Regions from separate parts of the Homo sapiens genome. Here region 2 is linked to region 1. The links are chromatin loops, found by intact Hi-C in ENCODE. Cell type or tissue: heart right ventricle. All regions are shown on one strand. Links, peaks and the distances in the headings refer to the core of each region. The heading gives the core; the rest is flanking DNA. Region 1 overlaps CA5A (carbonic anhydrase 5A). Region 2 overlaps SLC7A5 (solute carrier family 7 member 5).

Region 1 (9,010 bases), core at 2,177-4,676:
GGTGGCTTCTCCTGTGTCTAAGTACTTTGTCACTAACAGATTTCCATCAGCAGCTGCTACAAATGGGGTACCCGTTCCACACGTTTTCACTGAAAGCAGCACAGCGTGCTCCTGGGATGGCTGGGCAAGGCTGGAAGGCGCCAGCAGAACTGGAGCACTGATCCCGAATTCAGGGTGGCCCGAGTGCCTCCCATAGCTGTGGAGGAGCCTCATGTCACCTCCCGCTGTGGCAAAAGCCAGGAAAGCACTGAGCGCGTGATGAATGCCTTGGGGAGCTTGACACTGCTGACTCCTGGTGGTTTCCCGACACCAGAAGTACTTGGGCTGGGCGTGGTGGCTCACACCTGTACTCCTAGCGCTTTGGGAGGCCGAGGCGGGCGGATCACTTGAGGTCAGGAGTTAGAGACCAGCCTGGCCAACGTGGTGTAACCCATCTCTACTGAAAATACAAAAATTAGCTGGGTGTGGTGGCGGGTGCCTGTAATCCCAGCTACTCGGGAGGCTGAGGCAGGAGAATTGCTCGAACCTGGGAGGCGGAGGTTGCAGTGAGCTGAGAACGTGCCACTGTACTCCAGACTGGGCGACGGAGTGAGAATCAGTCTCAAAAAAAAAAGTACTCATAGTTGGAGGCACCAAGGTGTAAACTGGAAAATGGAAAATGGATTTGGCTTTAGTCCAGTCAGGGGCTAGGCAAGTGCTGGACCAAGCCACAGAGCTGCTCACTGCCCCTCTTCACTCAAAATCTCAGTGTTGGTCTGGAGCAACCTCAGAGTCATATCTAGTTTTAAAATTCTACCATTATGAGCAAATCTTCTATTCTCCTTAAACATACACAGATGAATTACATCTCAATTTTTAAAAATACACAGAAAGAGTCCTTCCCACAATAAGCACATAAAATCACTTTGTTAGGCCAGGCACAGTGGCTCACGCCTGTAATCCTAGCACTTTGGGAGGCCAAGGCGGGTGTATCACTTGAGGTCAGGTGTTTGAAACCAGCCTGGCCAACATGATAAAACCTCATCTCTACTAAAAATACACAAAATTAGCCAGGTGTATTGGTGGGTGCCTGTAATCCCAGCTACTTGGGAGGCTGAGGCAGGAGAATCGCTTGAACCTGGCGGGTGGAGGTTGCAGTGAGCCGAGATTGCGCCAATGCACTTCAGCCTGGGCGACAGAGTGAGACTCTGTCTCAAAAACAAAACACAGGCGTGAGCCACCGTGCCTGGCCTCCAAAACACAATCTAAGGAACTTACAGAACCACAAAATGGGAGCACGGTGAGCTCTGTGCTCGCTTCTGCCTCGGCCTGTGTCTGTGGGGGAAAGGGGGTTTGCAGCCGACCAGCCCCAGCAGCATCAAAGTGCATTGATGGGTGACTGAGGGTGGAGCCTCCCAGGGGGTCTGCCTCTCTCTCTTGGGATGGGCTCACTCATGATAAGTTTACTGTGTGGAAATTCACGCATGTCTGTATCATCTCTTCTAGAATAGAAATGCCTAGAAGGCAGGGATGATGGATGCTTCATGGACAAATTAGACTGGACCCAGCCTGGTAGATGCCATTTGTAAGACTGAGTTAAGTCCCATCCAGTTGCACTCTTAGAGCAGAGGCTGTTTCTAGGCTGGGTGTGGTGGCTCACGCCTGTAATCCCAGCACTTTGGGAGGCCAAGGTAGGCAGATCACCCAAGGTCAGGAATTCAAGACCAGCCTGACCAACATGGTCAAACCCCACCTCTACTAAAAATACAAAAAATTAGCCAGGTGTGGTGGCAGGTGCCTGTAATCCCAGCTACTTGGGAGGCTGAGGCAGGAGAATTGCTTGAACTTGGCAGGCGGAGGTTGCAGTGAGCCGAGATAGCGCCACTGCACTCCAGCCTGGGCAACAAGAGTGAAACTCCGTCTCAAAAACAAACAAACAAACAAACAAAAGCGGTTGTTTCCGTCTGGACCATCACTGTATCAACAGGACTTAGTGCAGGAAGGGGTCATCGAAGGCACACAACGAACCCTCATGGGATGAATGAATACAGGAACGAATGGGATTAGTCAGTCCACTGATTTATTCATCGAATCACTTGGTCGGTAAGCAGCTCTGTGTGTTACAGTGGAATCGAGCCTTTCCCACGGCAGTTGGGGAACCGCCTGGGATCTCTAGGAAAGTCCACAGAACACAGAAATAGTTAAAGACCTGGATTTGCAACTCAGCTCTGCTTCTAACTTGCTGTGTGACCCTGGGCAAGTAGCTTAGCCTCTCTGAGCCTAAGCCTCTCTACCTGTTAAATGAGAAGGGCGGGCAGGATAAATGGAGACAAGGCAGGAGGCATTTTGTAAAGTGTTGTCTGATGATGGCAGTGGTGGTGATTGCGCATCGCACACCCTTCAGGGGCTCCGCAGCTTCGTCTGTGTAAAGAGAGTTACTACACGTTTCTCCTGGTCCCAGCTCAAGCACCCTAGGGTTCTACGTAGGCACATAAATAGGGTTCCAAAGAGAGCGACGCCAACTGCATGAGGCATAAGTCCACTGACAGCCGATGCCTGCCGGATCCCCACCCACAAAACCTAGTAGAAAAGTCACCCTCCAGACTGTGGCCAACCAACAAGGGCCAGGAACGGGAGCTGCTGGGACCGGAAGGGACTTGTGAGCCCTGAGCCTCTGCAGGGTAAGGTGCTGTGCTAACTCTGGGGCTGGAAGACTTTCCCAAGGGTTTCCAGCAGGGCTGGAGCCCACAGGCATCTCTTCATCCTTCCCGACCCCGAGCTGTCCCAGAATTCTTCTTCTCCTCCTTCTTCTTCTGCTTTTTCTTCTTTTTGAGACAGAGTTTCACTCTGTCGCCCAGGCTGGAATGCGGTGGCGTGATCTCAGCTCACTGCAACCTCCACCTCCCGGGTTCAAGAGATTCTCCTGCCTCACTGCCTCAGCCTCCCAAGTAGCTGGGACTACAGGTGCGCACCACCACACCCGGCTATTTTTTTTTTTTTTTGTATTTTTAGTAGAGACGGGGTTTCACCATGTTGGCCAGGATGATCTCGATCTCCTGACCTCATGATCCGCCTGCCTTGGCTTCCCAAAGTGCTGGGATTACAGACGTGAGCCACTGTGCCCAGCCTCTCACAGAATTCTTTACTGCAGCAGCCTCTGATGGGCCGGATCCCCCGCCTCTCTACTCACTGGAGTAAGAGACAAGTCAGCCCTTTCCAATCTGCCTCCTGAGGGGAACCATGGGGCCCTCGGGACATGCGGCCCCTCCTCAGGCTGGCTCGGGGCATCTGCACGCCTGTACCTGAACAAGGGACTTGCTTGAAACGGCGGCCACCCTGGGCTGGGGACCAAGCACGCTCAGGGGAAAACCCAAAAAGGCTACTGGGTCTCTCTGGCTCTATGATACGCAAATGAGGAGGGAAGCGAAACGTTCGTTCTTCTAAGAGGATAACTGCAAAGGAAGGCTGGGCCGCTGCGTTTTCGGGAACAGCAGGTGCAGGGGCCGATGGATCACTCGGGCTGGGCTGGAGCGGCCCCTGGTGGCAGTTCGGTGAAGAGCAACGTAGCCCGCGCGGGGCGCACGCATTTCAGGAAGACACAGAGGCCTTTTTACTGGAAATGCCAGCGGGTGTGGATTCCACAGGCTCCTCTTCAGCATCAGTCTAGTGTGGGATTCATACACCTTGAGCCTCTTTCAAGGTGAAACAGAGAATCTCACTGCAAATTTTAAATCCCACTGTAAATTCCGAAATTAGACCTGCGCCGCGAAGACCGCCCACCAGCAAAATGCCAAGCGTATTTCTTTAAAAACTGGAAAGCCGTGTTTCGTTACTCTTCCTGTAGACAACACAGCATGGGGTCAGGAGTGGGGTCTGGAGTCGGACGCACGTTCAGAAGCTGGGGCCACCACTCCCAAACTGTGTGCTCTAGGTCCAGCTTTTGCACCCCTTCTAGCCTCAGTTTCCCCATTTGTAAAGTGCGGATGATCCTTGAACCCCCACCATAGGACTGCTGTTACGGTTAAGTCACATGGGAAATACGAAGTCCTTAGCACAACGCTTGACGTAAAGGAAGCACTCTAAAACAAACAAACAAACAAAAAACAACGAACTGGAAGCCACTGAAGCCTTCATGGGGTGAAACAGCTGATTAAGGGGCAAAGGCTCTCACTGGCCAGGTTCTGCCGTGTCCCGGGCACCACGCATCCTGTCCATGAGCTCACGTCGTTGTCGTGATGGAGAAGGCTTGGTGTGTACCAGAGTGCAGCGGAGGAGCTGGCGTTCGCTGGGCACCTGCTACCTGCTGGGCATTGCGAGGTAACTTTATGTTCCTCCCAGGATGAACTCCTCACAATGGCCCTACAGAGCAGGTCCTGTGAGTCCAACTTTGAGATGAGGAAATTGAGACGCAGAGAGGTTCGGTCACCTGCCCCAGTTTAGCCGGCAACCTCACCCAGGTCTGACGGTCCAGGCCCTCAGCTTTTGTAGTAGGGTTCAGGCCAAACTCTGCTACTTGCCTTGCCAGTAAAGTTAGGGACCCAATTTAAGGCTGCAGACCTGGATAAAATAATCTCAAAGTGACTTCTTTTTTTTTAGGTGGAGTCTCACTCTGTTACCCAGGCTGGAGCGCGGTGGGGTGCTCTCGGCTCACTTCAACCTCTGCCTCCCAGGTTCCAGTGATTCTCCTGCCTCAGCCTCCTGAGTTGCTGGGACTACAGACATGTGTTACCACACCCCACTAATTTTTGTTTTTGTTTTTGTTTCTTTGAGATGGAGCCTTGCTGTCACCTAGGCTGGAGTGCAATGGCCAGATCTTGGCTCACTGCAACCTCCACCTCCTGAGCTCAAGCGATTCTCTCACCTGTGCTTCCCGAGTAGCTGGGATTATAGGCACCCACCAGCATGCCCAGCTAATTTTTGTATTTTTAGTAGAGACGGGGTTTCACCATGTTGGCCAGGCTGGTCTTGAACTCTTGACCTCAAGGGATCTGCCGCCTCAGCCTCCCCAAGTGCTGGGATTACAAGCATGAGCCACTGTGCCCAGCCTAAAGTGACTTTTCATAATGACAATACAATGTCAGGGTATTCTCCTTAATCAAAAAAAAAAAAAAAAAAAAAGGCAAGCCCAATTCACGAAAAGGGGTCTTTAAGCTGCCAGCCCCCATCCCCCGGACTCTGCTATCAGCAGGGCTGGTCCACCGGGCAGCACTGGCCACTGTTGCCTCAGCGTTCTGTGTAAGCAGGTGCGTCAGAACCGGCTCATGGAGATATAATTGAACGATTGCCTCAGCGCGTGCCAGACTCTCCAAACATAATAACAGATGACGTTTGGGGCCGGCTCCAGGCTGTGACGTGCTGGCCCCAGAGAATATTGTCTCTGCTATTACAACAGATGCTGTTAATAGCCATCTATTTGTAGTTCGGGGCTTTTACCAAGATGAGCAGGCTTTTGGCAGGCACGGGTTGTTTGAAGGCTTAAAATTAGTACACGAGAAGTTTGAGATGTTCTAATTACTGGAAATTTCAAATAACATGATGCTGCAAAGGACCGGCCTGCTTCCGGTGCCACTCTGGGAGGTAGTGCACGTTCCCAAGCTGTAAAGGGTGACACGGCTGAGGGCTTCTGTGTGCCACCTCCCCAGGCAGGCAGGGGCCGCAGCCACTGCAAGCCCCTGCCCACAGAACTCCGCGACGATGGAACCTAGACTGCTCCCTGGAAGTTAGCCTCTGAGACCATCACATATTGGCACTGGTTTGAAAGCCAGGCAAATGTGGGCTCCAATCCTGGCTTCACACGGTGGGGCTTTGCAAGTTGTTTTATAGGTCTGTGGCCCAGACTAGACGTTTATAAAAGGATAATGATGCCTACTTCAGGGGCCCATGGCAAGGATTGAGTACGGTGATGCTTACAAAGTACCTCCCTCACAGTCCCTGGCACGCAGTGAGAGCTCAAATAATGGTAGCCACTTACTATTATTATGACTGGTGTTATTGTTATTATTAAAATTACTGTCATCGCCCAGGCACGGTGGCTCATACCTGTAATCCCAGCACTTTGGGAGGCTGAGGCGGGCAGATCACTTGAGGTCAGATGTCTGAGACCAGCCTGGGCAACATGGTGAAACCCCGTCTCTACTAAAAATACAAAAATTAGCTGGGCGTGGTGGCACGCGACTGTAGTGCCAGCTACTTGGGAGGCGGAGGTGAGAGAATCGCTTGAACCCGGGAGGTGCATGTTGCAGTGAGCCGAGGTCGTGTCACTGAACTCCAGCCTGGGCGACAGAGGGAGACTCCATCTCAATAAATAAATAAACAATAAAATAAACTAAAATTGCTATCCTCACTGCCATCACCATCATCTCACCACGGCAGAGATCCGCAGTCCCCTGAAGCAGATACCACGATTCTCAAGGTGAGACCTGCACGTAAAGACGTCGAAAGATAAATATGTCTTAAGAACACGTCCATAAGAAAGGGCTTTGCCAACCATGCAAGCATAAAAGAAGAAAAGTCCCTCATTCATCCGAAAACACCCACTGACTTTCTCCCACGTGCCGGGCACCACGCTCAGTACAAGGGACAGAGGGAGGAGGCTCTGGGCTCAGACTTGCCCTCGCAGAGCGTGGAATCCAGGAGGGGCAGACGGTGGTAGAGATAAAAAGCTGTGTGTCTGAGAGGTGAGAGTGTGGGCTTTGGGGCCCTAAACTTGCTTGGGACGCCCAGGAGGGCCCCCGTGGAAGCGGCGTTTCAGTGGAGCCCTGAAGATGGGTTTCTATTTGTCAGGTGAAGATAATGGCGGCTCCAGGCAGAAAGGGACGACCAGCGGAAAGGACCCTGGTGACAGCAGCCACCACAACGGAACAGGCGGAAGCACCAGCCGGCGAAGGCACTGTCAGGGGCAGCAGGAGATGGGATTACAGGGGCAACAGGGTCGGCGCCGGTGGTGGCTAAAGGAAGTGGGGCCTTCGCCAACAAACCGCAACATGGTTTTTTTTTTTTTGAGACAGAGTCTCGCTCTGTCACCCAGGCTGGATGCAGTGGTACAATCTTGGCTCACTGCAGCCTCCGCCTCCTAGGTTCAAGCAATTCTGCCTCAGCCTCCTGTAGCTGGGATTACAGGCAGGCACCACCACAACTGGCTAATTTTTGTATTATTACCAGAGACAGGGTTCCACCATGTTGGCCAGGCTGGTCTCAAACTCCTGACCTCAGGTGATCCACCTGCCTCGGCCTCCCAAAGTGCTGGGATTACAGGCGTGAGCCACCACACCTGGCCCATCAACAGGTTTTGAATGTTCCAGTCTTTTTTTTTTTTTTGAGTCAGGGGTCTCATTCTGTCACCCAGGCTGGAGTGCAATGGTGTGATCATGCCTCACTGCAGCCTCAACCTCCTGGGCGCAAGCCATCCTCCCCTCTCTGCCTCCTGAGTAGCTGGGACCACCATGCCCGGCTAATTTTTTTTACAAGACCACTGTTAAAAGCCCGGAAGAATCCTGCAGCTCACTGTGGTGGGCTGTTTTGCGTGTGCTAGAGTCTATTCAGCATTTCAGATGGAAAAGCCTCAGCATTCCTCTTCCGTGGGCCTCCACCGTAGCTCCTTTGAAATCTCTGCTCTTTCTTGCACCTTCCCATCTGAGTGTCTGTGCCGTGGCCCCCCCCTCCTCTCCAATACGAAGAGCCCACACTCAGCTTCCCTCCCTCCTCCTCCACCCCACACTGCCCGAGCACCTCACCTCCCAGTGACTGACTCGTCCCCGGTCTTGCACACACCTGGGGAGCGTAGCTGGCCCGTCCTGCACACCAGCCTTGCAGGCTCGCTGAGTAGACCATCCTTGTCTGCTCTTGCTGGGTGCAGCCGTGTGTAGTGGCCCAAGGGGGGTCATCTGGGAGGGCATAAGGAAGCTTAAGTGACGTCTACCACGAGGAAGCGTAAGTGATGTTCACCACAAGAGGCGTGGGGAGCGGCGGCAGCGCGTTCATCCACTGTGCTTGACGTCGCTTATTTCCCCGATGACCTTTTCCCGGACTTCCTAGCTGGATCTCCGTGAGTGCCAGGGCTGGGTCTGGGAAGGGTCTGGGACCCAGCACATCACCTGGCACAGTCAGTGTTTGCTCAATATTTGCTGAGAGAAAACTGCAGCCATGTCACCGATTTACAATAGGAACTTCTCGTATGGAGCAGAAATGTGTTGTTGCCTGTGGCTTTGCAGGAGCTCCGAGCAGTGGCGAGAGGAAGTCACGGGTGACCATGGTAGGCATTACCGCCTGATGGGGTTGCTGGCTGGTCCTGAGCTCATCACCGTCCATCTCCTGCATCCACAGTGATTTCTATTAAGTGCAGCTTTTCGTCAGGCAACCGCCAGCAGCACTGAGGGGTGGGATGATGGCATATTGACCAAAACACTCAGGGGGTGCTAGCCACGCGGCGGGTGCAGATGCGGACCCCCAGCCCCACGAGCTTGCAGTGCCGTTCAGCCCCGCTGCACCCCCGTCTGTCTCCAAGGCTGAGGAACTGGGGTGGGAGGAGGAGGAGGCACAGAGCCGTCTGAACACAGCTAGAGCCACTCACTGGCCCCTGCAGGGGAGCAACGCAGTGGGGAAGCCAGCAGGGAGGGAAGGGGCAGTTGCAGTGGGTGGGCATGGGGGCTCAGCTACTGGCACAGCAACACGAGGGAACCACGGAGAGCAGGAGGGAGGACGTGGGGGCGGGCGCAGGGCGGGAGCACCGGGCAGTCCACAAGGTGGTCAGGACCTCAGCTGGCGGCTGGGCTTGGGAGGGGCTGGCATGGAGTCACGGGCCACCGTCCCCTAAGTGTTTCCCTAGGCAAGGTTCTCATTCCCCTCGTCAGGGGAGGGGATGGGCACAGAGAAGTGCAGCCATGAGCCAGGAACAGAGCTGAGATGAAACCTCGGCCTCCCGTCTTCGGAACGAGAGTTAATCCACAGAGGAGCTAAGGAAAACGCCGGGCACCGAGTTGACGGGTGAGGGGTGTGAGCGATGGGGCCAGCATGGCCGCCGCACCACCAGCTC
Region 2 (9,010 bases), core at 2,777-5,276, 59 kb before region 1:
CTCCCAGAGCAAGCGGCGGGTCAAGCATCCTTTATCAACTGCGAGGTCTTCGAGGCCCAAAAGAGGTGCCCTGAGTCGCGAAGTACCCACCCTTGGGGCAGCCAACGCCGCAGCCCTGGCTCCAGGCCCAGGTTGTCCGGAGTGGAGCCACACTCGAGCCTGGCACCAATCTGGGAGCTCCTGAGCGCAATGTCCTGTCTGTCCCTGCATGACCCTGAGACTGTCTGAGATGCCTCACAGAGAGATGCCCTGGAGTCCCCCACAGGCAGGCCAGCCTGGAAGCTTCTCTGGAAAGTGAGCTTTGGCAGCTCGAGGCCGAGCTGTGGCCGACTCCTCCCTTGGTTAACACAGCCTGTACCCAGCTGGGATTCACTTTGAGGCCCTGGGGCTTGCCCTATTTCCTGCCAGGAGAGCGGGGCCCGAAGCTCCATCCTGTCCCCCAAAACTCAGACGTGGAAGCCCTAACCCCGGTGTGGCTGTACGTGGACATGGGGCCTCTACAGATTAAGGGTAAGTGGGGTCCTCAGGGTGGGGCCTGATCTGACAGGATCCTTGTCCACACAAGAGGAGGCCCCAGACAGCTCACTCTCCCACAAGGAAACACAGCGAGGGGGTGTCTAGGAGCCAGGAGGCCGAGCACCCCGCCCAGGGCATCAGGGTCCCTGGCCTGGCGGGGCCTCTCACCGACTCTCCCGCCGGCATCCAGGTAGCAGGGCCCTGGCACCAGACCCTCTGAAGCTGAGACCCACCCACCCAGGCCTGCTCCGCTCTTGCTGTCACCCCCGGAGAAAGCGGCAGTCAGGGCGTGAGGTGAGGAAAAGGGGCTGTTGGACCCTGCATGGCAGTGGCTCCCGTGCCGGGGACGCGGTGAGCCTGGCCTCCTCCCTGCAAGGGAGGACAGCCCATTTCCCAGGGGAAGACACCGAGGCTCAGACACCCTGGCCGGGGGGCGGCAAAACTAGAATCCCAAGGCAGCTGCACATCTAGCACCTGCCCTTGCCCTCTCTCCGGGAGGGCACCCTAGAAGCCCACAGTCCTGATCTGGGGTTCGGAGAGCAGGCTGGGCTGAGCTCTGCTGGGAGCGCCTAGAAGCCCAGCTATGGGTCCACGCACACACTCAGGTGAAGCCAGGCCCAGAAGAAGGAACAGCTCTAAGCCACAGCCCAGGGGGGCTTCTCAGTCCACGAGGCGACCCCTCCACACCCCAGAGCCACAGACAGCCAAGGTGTGGGTGAAACGTTTTTCTCACCAGAACAGCCCAGCAGCTGGGCATGTGCTGTGACCACTGAGGGGGCCTTTGTCAGAAACATCGTCTGGGGGCTGGACGCCCCCACCCACAGGAAGAGGAGACCAAGACAGGGCCGCACACCCCCAGCCAGATGAGGGCCAGATGAGGGAGGCGGCACCTCTTCCTCCAGGAAGCTCCTCAGGAGGGACATCGGGAGGGGCTCAGGGGGCTGCCTTCAAGGAAGCTCAGTGAAGCTCAGAGACCAGTCTGAAAAGGAATGTCCTCCAGACCTCCACCCTCTCAGGATGGACGTGTTACTCAGGAACTGTCCCGTCAGCTTTTCCCGTAACACATGACACCCCACGTGAACCTCCCAAGAGCAGATGGGCCCAGTGCTGTCCACCCGAACGCACCTTGGGAACAGAGGTGTGGGCCTCCCCCCAGCAGCGCATGACCCTGCACACTGCACCCAGGGTCACAGTGGGGGTGGGGAGGGACCTGCCCACTGCTCACGGCTGTGGGACCTGGGGCAGGGCACCCCACTTCTCTGAGTCTAAGGGGCCCTACTAGCTGAAGAACCAAAGGAAAACCATCATTTCAAAACTGTCACGTGACACACAAATGCAGGCCCCTGCCCCACAGCCCAGTGGCACACACGTATTTACCGCCTGGGACACGGGACCGTCCAGAAGTGCCCTACTCATAGGTGTAGGTCACATCCAGGGGTCTCGGCCACCGGGACCCAGGGCCCAGCAGCTCAGCAAAGCCATTCAGCCGGGGTCTGAGCCCTGCCCAGGGGAAGCATTTTCCCCTCCTGGGGTGAAGGACAGCAAGAGGCACGCCGCCCTGGCAGGCTGCGGCTTTCTTTCCTTTTTGTGGACAGAGTGAAAGGGCAAATTTGCTCCAGGGGAATACTGACCTCCAACAGTACAATGTGGGAGGAGAAGGAAAAGAAAGTTTTTATGCAACCTTTTTTTTAAATCTGCCCAACTATCCAATCTGTAACTGTTCAAGGAGAGATTAGTTTGTTCTGCCGCTGACGGCTGCAGCCCAAGCAAAGCACAAAGCGCCCCATTGTGTCCTCCAGGAGGGACGTGCTGCTGCTGCTGGGCTGGGACGGCAGAGCCTGTGCCCTCGCTCCCACCCTCCGCCCTGCAGGCGAAGGCCCAGCCACCCTCTCCTTAGGCAACAGCCTGCGAGTGGACTCATGGGACGGTGGGTCAGATCTGAACCCTCATGAGTACTGTCTCCCTTTCGAAAAGGCTGGGACTAACTGTAGAACCTCATGTGACACCTAAGCCTGCGTGTCCCCATGCCCCAGCCTAGGGGCAGCCATGACTCCCCCAAGACGCGGAGGAGGCAAGGGCTCCCGACCACTCAGGCCCCTGCAGAGTCGCCCCTGTCACTCAGCCAGCTGCCCCTCCCAGCCCGCATCTCAGGAAAGGCCCAACCCCTCAGAAGGGCTTTTCTGGTCTGCACCAGGGCCCCGCTTATTCCCCACTGCGACTCTCCCATTCACGTGCCTATGGCTCTCAGGTCCCCCCATGAGCTCTGGATGCGGGGCCATGTTCTCATTGGGACCCGGCATAGATGCGGCACACGGGACAGAAGATGGTTCTGCGGATGGCCAACTGGGAAGGGGTGATTACAAACTTCCCTGACGAGGAGGAAACAGGTCAGCCAAGGCCTACAGGACCCTAGGGCCAGTGCCTTTCCATAGCACAGGGCCCACCTGGGGGCCAAGGGCAGCAAGGAGGAGCCTTTTCAGCCCCAATGGAGCAGGGCACCCAGGGTGCGGGACAGGCAGGAACAGGTGCGTGGGCCAGGCCTGCTCTGCCAGATTTTCGCTGCATTCTCCAGACCCGGAAAGGGCCACTTGCCAGTCGTTGCAAAATTGAGGCCGGAGTCTCTGCCTTGAAGTATCTGGGGGCGCTGCTGCCAGGTGCCAGCGAGGGGAGGGGGCAGCTGCCCAAGGGCTTTGCGTCCACTGGGGGGTATAAAGTTGGACAACTGCTTTGGGAGAAAGGGGTCAACACAATGTATCTTCTAAAAGCAAGGCATTCATCTGGTAACAAAATAAATCTGTTGAAGCCAAACAGGAGACAGGAATTCTGCAGACACTGCACTGTATCCCAAAGCTCAGAAGGGAATTGCTGGGGGGAGCACGGTGGGAGGACGCTTTCAACAGCTAACGGAATTATAAACCTATTATGTATTCAAGTCGAACAAAAGCTCTTTGCTCTCCCTACCGAAATTTGTTTTTACAAAAATCACGTTCCCCTCCTAAATCTTTCCTGGCTATCTGATGAGCGCAGCCAAGCAAAGGCCTTCACGAGCAAAGCACCCCTTCCGTGCCCACTTCTGGGAGGCACAGGATGGATTTGTCTCCTGCCCGTAAAATGTCACTCAGGCCCAACCACCTCCCTGGGCAACTTCTGAGTGCCCGGGAGCCATGGAATGAGCTCGTCTTGCCTTGAGTAAGGTGCCGGAACCTGAGGTCCCAGGAAGGTTCAGAATTGGGACTTCCTGCCAGCCCTGTCCTGCCAGCTCTTGGGTGGCTCTGGTACCCCGGGCGACTCTGAGAATCCCTGGTCAGACACATGCATGGGGGATGGGCTCGAGCTCCTGAAGGATTGACCTGGGCAACCTTCCAGAGCCACCTGGGAATCAAGTGGGACTTCCCCTCGACGATGAGGCAGGTAACTAACACCTGCTGCAGACTTTGTACAGATTGATACATTTGATAAAGACAGTCTGGCCCCAGCCCCTGGAGCTCGCCTCGCTGTGGTGAGGTCAGTATAGCCCGGCACTGCATCCCCCTGCAGGCCCAGGTTACCTGCTTGGTGTGGAGACCCCTCCCCAGCTGCAGCCAGACTTTGTCCTAAGGCGAAGTGCCACGTACAGCCAGCAGGGGGCGCCAGGAGCAAGGCGGAGGCTCAGCTAAAGCTGCGTGCTGGGTGCTGGGTGCTGCGGGGCACTGTTCAGTTCACAGCCCACCAGTGGCACGGTGCACACAGGAGAGCCTCCCAGCCCTGAGGCAGGGCCCCACACAGGAGGAGGCAGCGTCCTTGTGTCTGCATGTTTTGGCCTGGCCGTGCATGGGGGCGGGGCAGCTCACAGCTTGCTGGGTGAGGACCTTCCTGCCTCTAGGAGCAAGGTCCTTGCCCTGTCCTCTGCAGCCCTGGGGTCCTACCTGCCTCCCCTACAGCCATGTGGGACCAGGCAGCCTCTCTGCAGCCATCGGTGACTGCGAGTCACCAGAGCGTGCATCCGCCGGGTGCCTGCACTCAGCGAAAGCTCCACAGCTCCAGGACTGGGATCATCTCTACCTGAGGCTCTGGGAGAGAAGAGAAGGAGGCCAGCTCCTAACTGCTCTGCTCCTAGGCTGGCTCCAACATGGATGGAGACAAACTCAGAAGGAACTGCAGACAGAGGCATCCCTGCTGGACTCAAGCAACAGGGCCCCCCACTTCAACTGTACCCAACCACGGGTGGGATCCAGTGCCAAGGACAGTGTGTCCCAGGGTCTGTGACCACACAAATGGGAACTGCTTATGAAACCCCAGCCCGACCTCACCGCGGAATGGCAGTGTGGAAAGGGTGGAGGCTCTGCAGGCAGACACAGAACACAGATCTATGGAGTGTGTGTTAAAGGGTCCAGAGACACCCAGCAAAATACCAACTGTGTCAGTCCACGTCAACAGAGAACACAGGTGCAAAGGGGCGGGGGCTGTTTCACACTCACTCTCTTTATTCCTTCTACCAGCCCCAAGAGAAAAAGCAGCTGGGAAAAAGGCTCAGAATCAGTGATTTCCCCAAGATCACACAGCACAAGACCAAAGTCTGGGCCAGCCAGCCTTAAAACCTGTGCGCCAGACTGCTCTCACCTGTTCCCGAATGCTAACAGTGGACACGTCTGAGTGATGGGGTTACCACGTTTGTTTTGTTTTCCATGCTTACCTCATCTTCTTTAAAAAGCAGACAGAAACACAGAGACAATCCCACACCTGCCCATGGAATGATGAATGAATCACAGCATGACCAGGAGCATGGCCCCGTCGGGGGTGGGTGAGGGGCGACAGCACGTGGGACTCTGACAGACCCAGGGTGAGATGGCTCGGGTGAGGTCTGCATGGCAGGCATAGCCCCTGCCAGGCCTGGAATGTTCCACATCGCCCCCAGGTGAGGTTACAACGCATCAGCTGGGCTCTCAAGATTCACAGACATCGCAGCGTAAAAAACAAGAAAAACTGCCAGAGCCCCTCCCAGTGGTGGCCACGCTGTCCCACGGGAGCACTCCTGTGTCCCCCTCTGGGTCGGATTTCACTTGCTGGGTGATTTTCCCAGAGGGAAATCTCCACGTTGTACAGCACTGCAGAGCTGCGGACTGGGAGGCACCCGGGGACGGGACCTCATGCCCTGTGAAGGACACACAGGCAAAGCCTCGAGGGGCCGCCGGTGGGGCCTGGGGGACGTACTCACCCTTCCCGATCTGGACGAAGCCCAGCAGGATGATCAGGGCCAGGGCCAGGAGCTTGGCGGCGGCAAAGGCATCCTGGACCCGGGTGGCGGCCTTCACGCTGTAGCAGTTCACGGCCGTGAGCAGCACTGTGGAGACAGAGGGCAGCGGTGAGTTCCACGGGCAGACAGACGCCAGCTCAGGGGTAGGCTGGGAGGTGACGACCCCACCCCCACCCCAGGGCCAGGTCCACCAGAAAAACAAGCTCCTTAAACAGCTCCAGTCCCCTGCCAGCCCTTAGGGCACGTTCTGACTTTCTGAGACCTGTTTTGATAAACTTCGCAGTCCTTTCAGGTCTAAGGGCTGGATCCCAGGTGCCCCTTAAGATCTGCAAGGGACCTTTCCTCACCCCCCACCACACCAGGCCATGGAGTCCCACCTGTAGTCAGGACTTCAAGTGGGGTCACTGCCTCCAGAGACCCAGGTGAGCAAGGTGACCCTGCCACTTGGAAGGCGCCCATTACACCTTTTTGTACCTACTCAGCACCCTGACCTGACTGTGAGACCCACGCACAGCCCGACTGCCGGACTCCATGAGGGCGGGGCCCTTTCCTCAAAGAGGATCTTCTGTGGATTCCAACAGAAGTGGGGTGTCCCGCTTTCCCGGAACTACCTGGCCAGTCACCTGGGGACGGCAGCCTGGGAGGGGCCACAGGGGCCTGTGGTGAGCAGAGCAGACCCTGCTGCCCTGCTGCTTTGGGGGCATACGATGAAACCCAAAATAGCACCGTGTGCTTCAGAAGCCTGAGTGACCCCACACAGATGGCCAGAACGCCTGCCCCAGGAGGCGCTGAGATGTGGGGTCAGGCACGCTCAGACAGGTCTCCAGACACCAGCACGTCCTCCTGGGCCCTGTAAGGCACCCAGCTCTGAGCCTCTGTGTGTGTGTGTGTGTGTGTGTGTGTGTGTGTGTGTGTGTGTGTGTGTTGGGGGTTCTGTTGCAATATATAGGCACGCTGAGCCACTGTGTGTGTGTGCGTGTGTGTGTGTGTTTTGGGGGGTTCTGTTGCAATATGTGCGCACGCTGAGCCACTATTCAGGGATCTGTGAGCTGGTGGGGAAACAGCCACCCCCACAACTTAAAATGAAGTAAAATCATATTAATCCCGAGGCACTGACTCCACGACACCCCTCACTGCCTGCTGCACTACCCTTCACTCCTCTGCTCACGAGGTTATCTGTCGCTGTCAGCAGCTTGAAATCTGCCAGTGGGAACGTCTACACCCCAGAAGTGGGCAAAGGCCCAGCACGGGCCACCCACACAGCTCAGATCTCACAGCCCTCCCGGCACCGCACCACTAAGACTGCAGGAAGGTGAGAGCATCAGAAAGGCCGTGGGCTCCTCTTCTCTCTTTCCCCTTGGGAGTAACGCTCAGAAAGGTCTGGCCAGCCAAGGCCTTGAGGACTCCAGTGGCTTTTCCCCAGCTGAACAAATCCTGTGGAATCTTACAATGTAAGCAACAGACCCCGAGGAAAGACATCCATGCTAATTAACTAATGACACCGGAAACGTCCTGAGGTGCGGGACGGGCTGCCGCCTGCCTATCTCTCAGAAATTAACCACCCCGCTACAATTCTGTGGATGCCAGAGCGGAGACGGCTACTACACACCAGGAAAGTCTGGTTGAAAAATGTCTGAAAGTCAGTGTTTTCGCTGCTATTCCTAAAATAAAATACTTGAAATTCCGGAACTTCCACTCCTCACCCAAACTGAAGAGGTGATTCTTCACCTCTTCCCAGGGCTCCCAGGGACATGGAGATGTTACCAGTCCAGAGCTCTCCAGTCCAACCCTCAGGGCTCAGCAGGGTCAGGTCAGTGGGTCTAGGCAGCTCCTTGTCCGCTGCACAGGGCAAGGGGCAGGTCCTGGCTTGCCAGTCCCATTTCCTTATGGTTGGGGGGAGCACGACCATAAAAGAAACTGAGCCTCGGGGACCTAGCCGGCTTCTGGAGAGCTTTCTGGATTCGCAAGAGGCCGGCTGATTGCATCACTCGCTCATTCATGCCCGGAGGGAGGCGGGGAGTGGGTGTGGCCAAGCCGCACTCGAGGCTGCCTCTCCCCAAAAGGGAGAGAGGCACGCTGCCACCACTGAACTCCAGACACCAGACAGGCGCTGCGGAGACACTGAGCACTGCCCTCGCGGCTGTCACGTCTGCGGCTGTCACGTCTGCTAGGGGGTTGGGGGGTCCAGGAAGGGCAGCGAGTTGCCCAGAATTGCCCAACCACGGGCTGTCCTGCCACACTGACGTGGTGCTGGGTAATGACGCCATCAGGGCTGTCACTGTGGGTGGGACAGAGGCCAGGACCCCCCCGCCCCCCCCCCCACCGCCAGCCTGACCCTGCCTGCCCAGTTCCAACCCAGCCGCTCCCCAACCAAAAACAGTCTGGAGGGGCTGACGGGTGCCACCGGGAGGGTTCACCAGATCATCTCCTGACGTTGGAAATAACCACAGGACAGACAGGCGGGGGCCGGGTCTTGAAGTCAGGTGGGGAGCAAAATGGCCATAGAACAAAGGGGACCTTATATTTATTCCTTTTATAACAAGAACATAAATTTTCATGTTCACTGACTTTGGGTGATGAGTAAACAAAGGTTTCATTATTCTCCACAGTGTCCTTTTTTTTACGTTTTAAGATGAGATAAAATCTTAAACAAATACATGAATTCATCTGGGTTCAGTACCTTTCGACCTTAAGGAGGCGAGGCAGTCACAGGATAAGTCTGGGGTTTGAACCTCAGTCCCTGCTGGCACTTGCCCTCTCCCAAGCCTCAGTGTCCACACCATGGAGGGGCTGCTGGCTGCCCCCACAGCAGGGAGATCGACAGGGCTGTGCCCTGAGTCAGAGTGAGGGGGCTGAGCACACAGGGCCAGCCACCCCCAGATAAGTGTGGCCGCGCCAGCCTGCGGGGACAGCTGGGCCAGGAGATAAAACCCGTCCGGGGATACCCCGTGGCGTGGCTTGGCTTGATTGGCAGATAGCCGGGCAGGCTGAGCTGGGGGCCCCTCCCAGTCTGGGGTGCTGTCTTCCCCGTCCTCACCTGGCTGCCTCCCACCTGGCTGGCTGGCAGGGGCTCCAGAGGAGCTGGGGTGCCTTGGGGGCAGTGCATTGGAGGAACCCCTGCCCTCCTCCTCCCTTCACCTGTGTCTCCACCACCCTTCAGGGCCATCAGCCACAGAAACATCCTCATCTTCGGGTGGGCATTGACAGCAAGGCCCACAGCCCGGTGAAGGAAGGACAGCCCTGGCCATACCCAGAGCCAGC

What was found. Hi-C counts contacts between places; a loop is a spot of excess contacts. Peaks named below come from ENCODE experiments on the same cell type or tissue, not always from the same donor. Only the 100,000 strongest peaks of a DNase experiment are listed, where the experiment ranks them.
Region 2: it touches region 1 in a loop (12-fold over the local background); 31 of 110 quality-filtered maps call a loop at or near these places.

The regions. Positions count from the first base shown.
Region 1 is chr16:87,906,024-87,915,033 of GRCh38, forward strand. The region is part of intron 2 of CA5A (carbonic anhydrase 5A); the gene reads right to left. Among named protein-coding and RNA genes, the nearest start is that of CA5A, 26 kb to the right of the region's middle. RefSeq lists an enhancer at 3,555-3,624. In heart right ventricle, for the core only: CTCF peaks have their summits at 3,531 (motif pointing left) and 3,741; a DNase peak (open chromatin) is centred at 3,518; H3K27ac peaks cover 274 bases; H3K27me3 peaks cover 1,131 bases.
Region 2 is chr16:87,846,014-87,855,023 of GRCh38, forward strand. It overlaps SLC7A5 (solute carrier family 7 member 5), which reads right to left. Exons shown (of 10, transcript NM_003486.7): 2 at 5,711-5,836. It overlaps MIR11401 (microRNA 11401), which reads left to right and starts at 7,883; the gene lies at 7,883-7,951. RefSeq lists enhancers at 3,361-4,267, 4,130-4,424, 4,268-5,173, 6,080-6,985, 6,986-7,893 and 2 more. In heart right ventricle, for the core only: CTCF peaks have their summits at 4,134 (motif pointing right) and 4,336; a DNase peak (open chromatin) is centred at 4,148.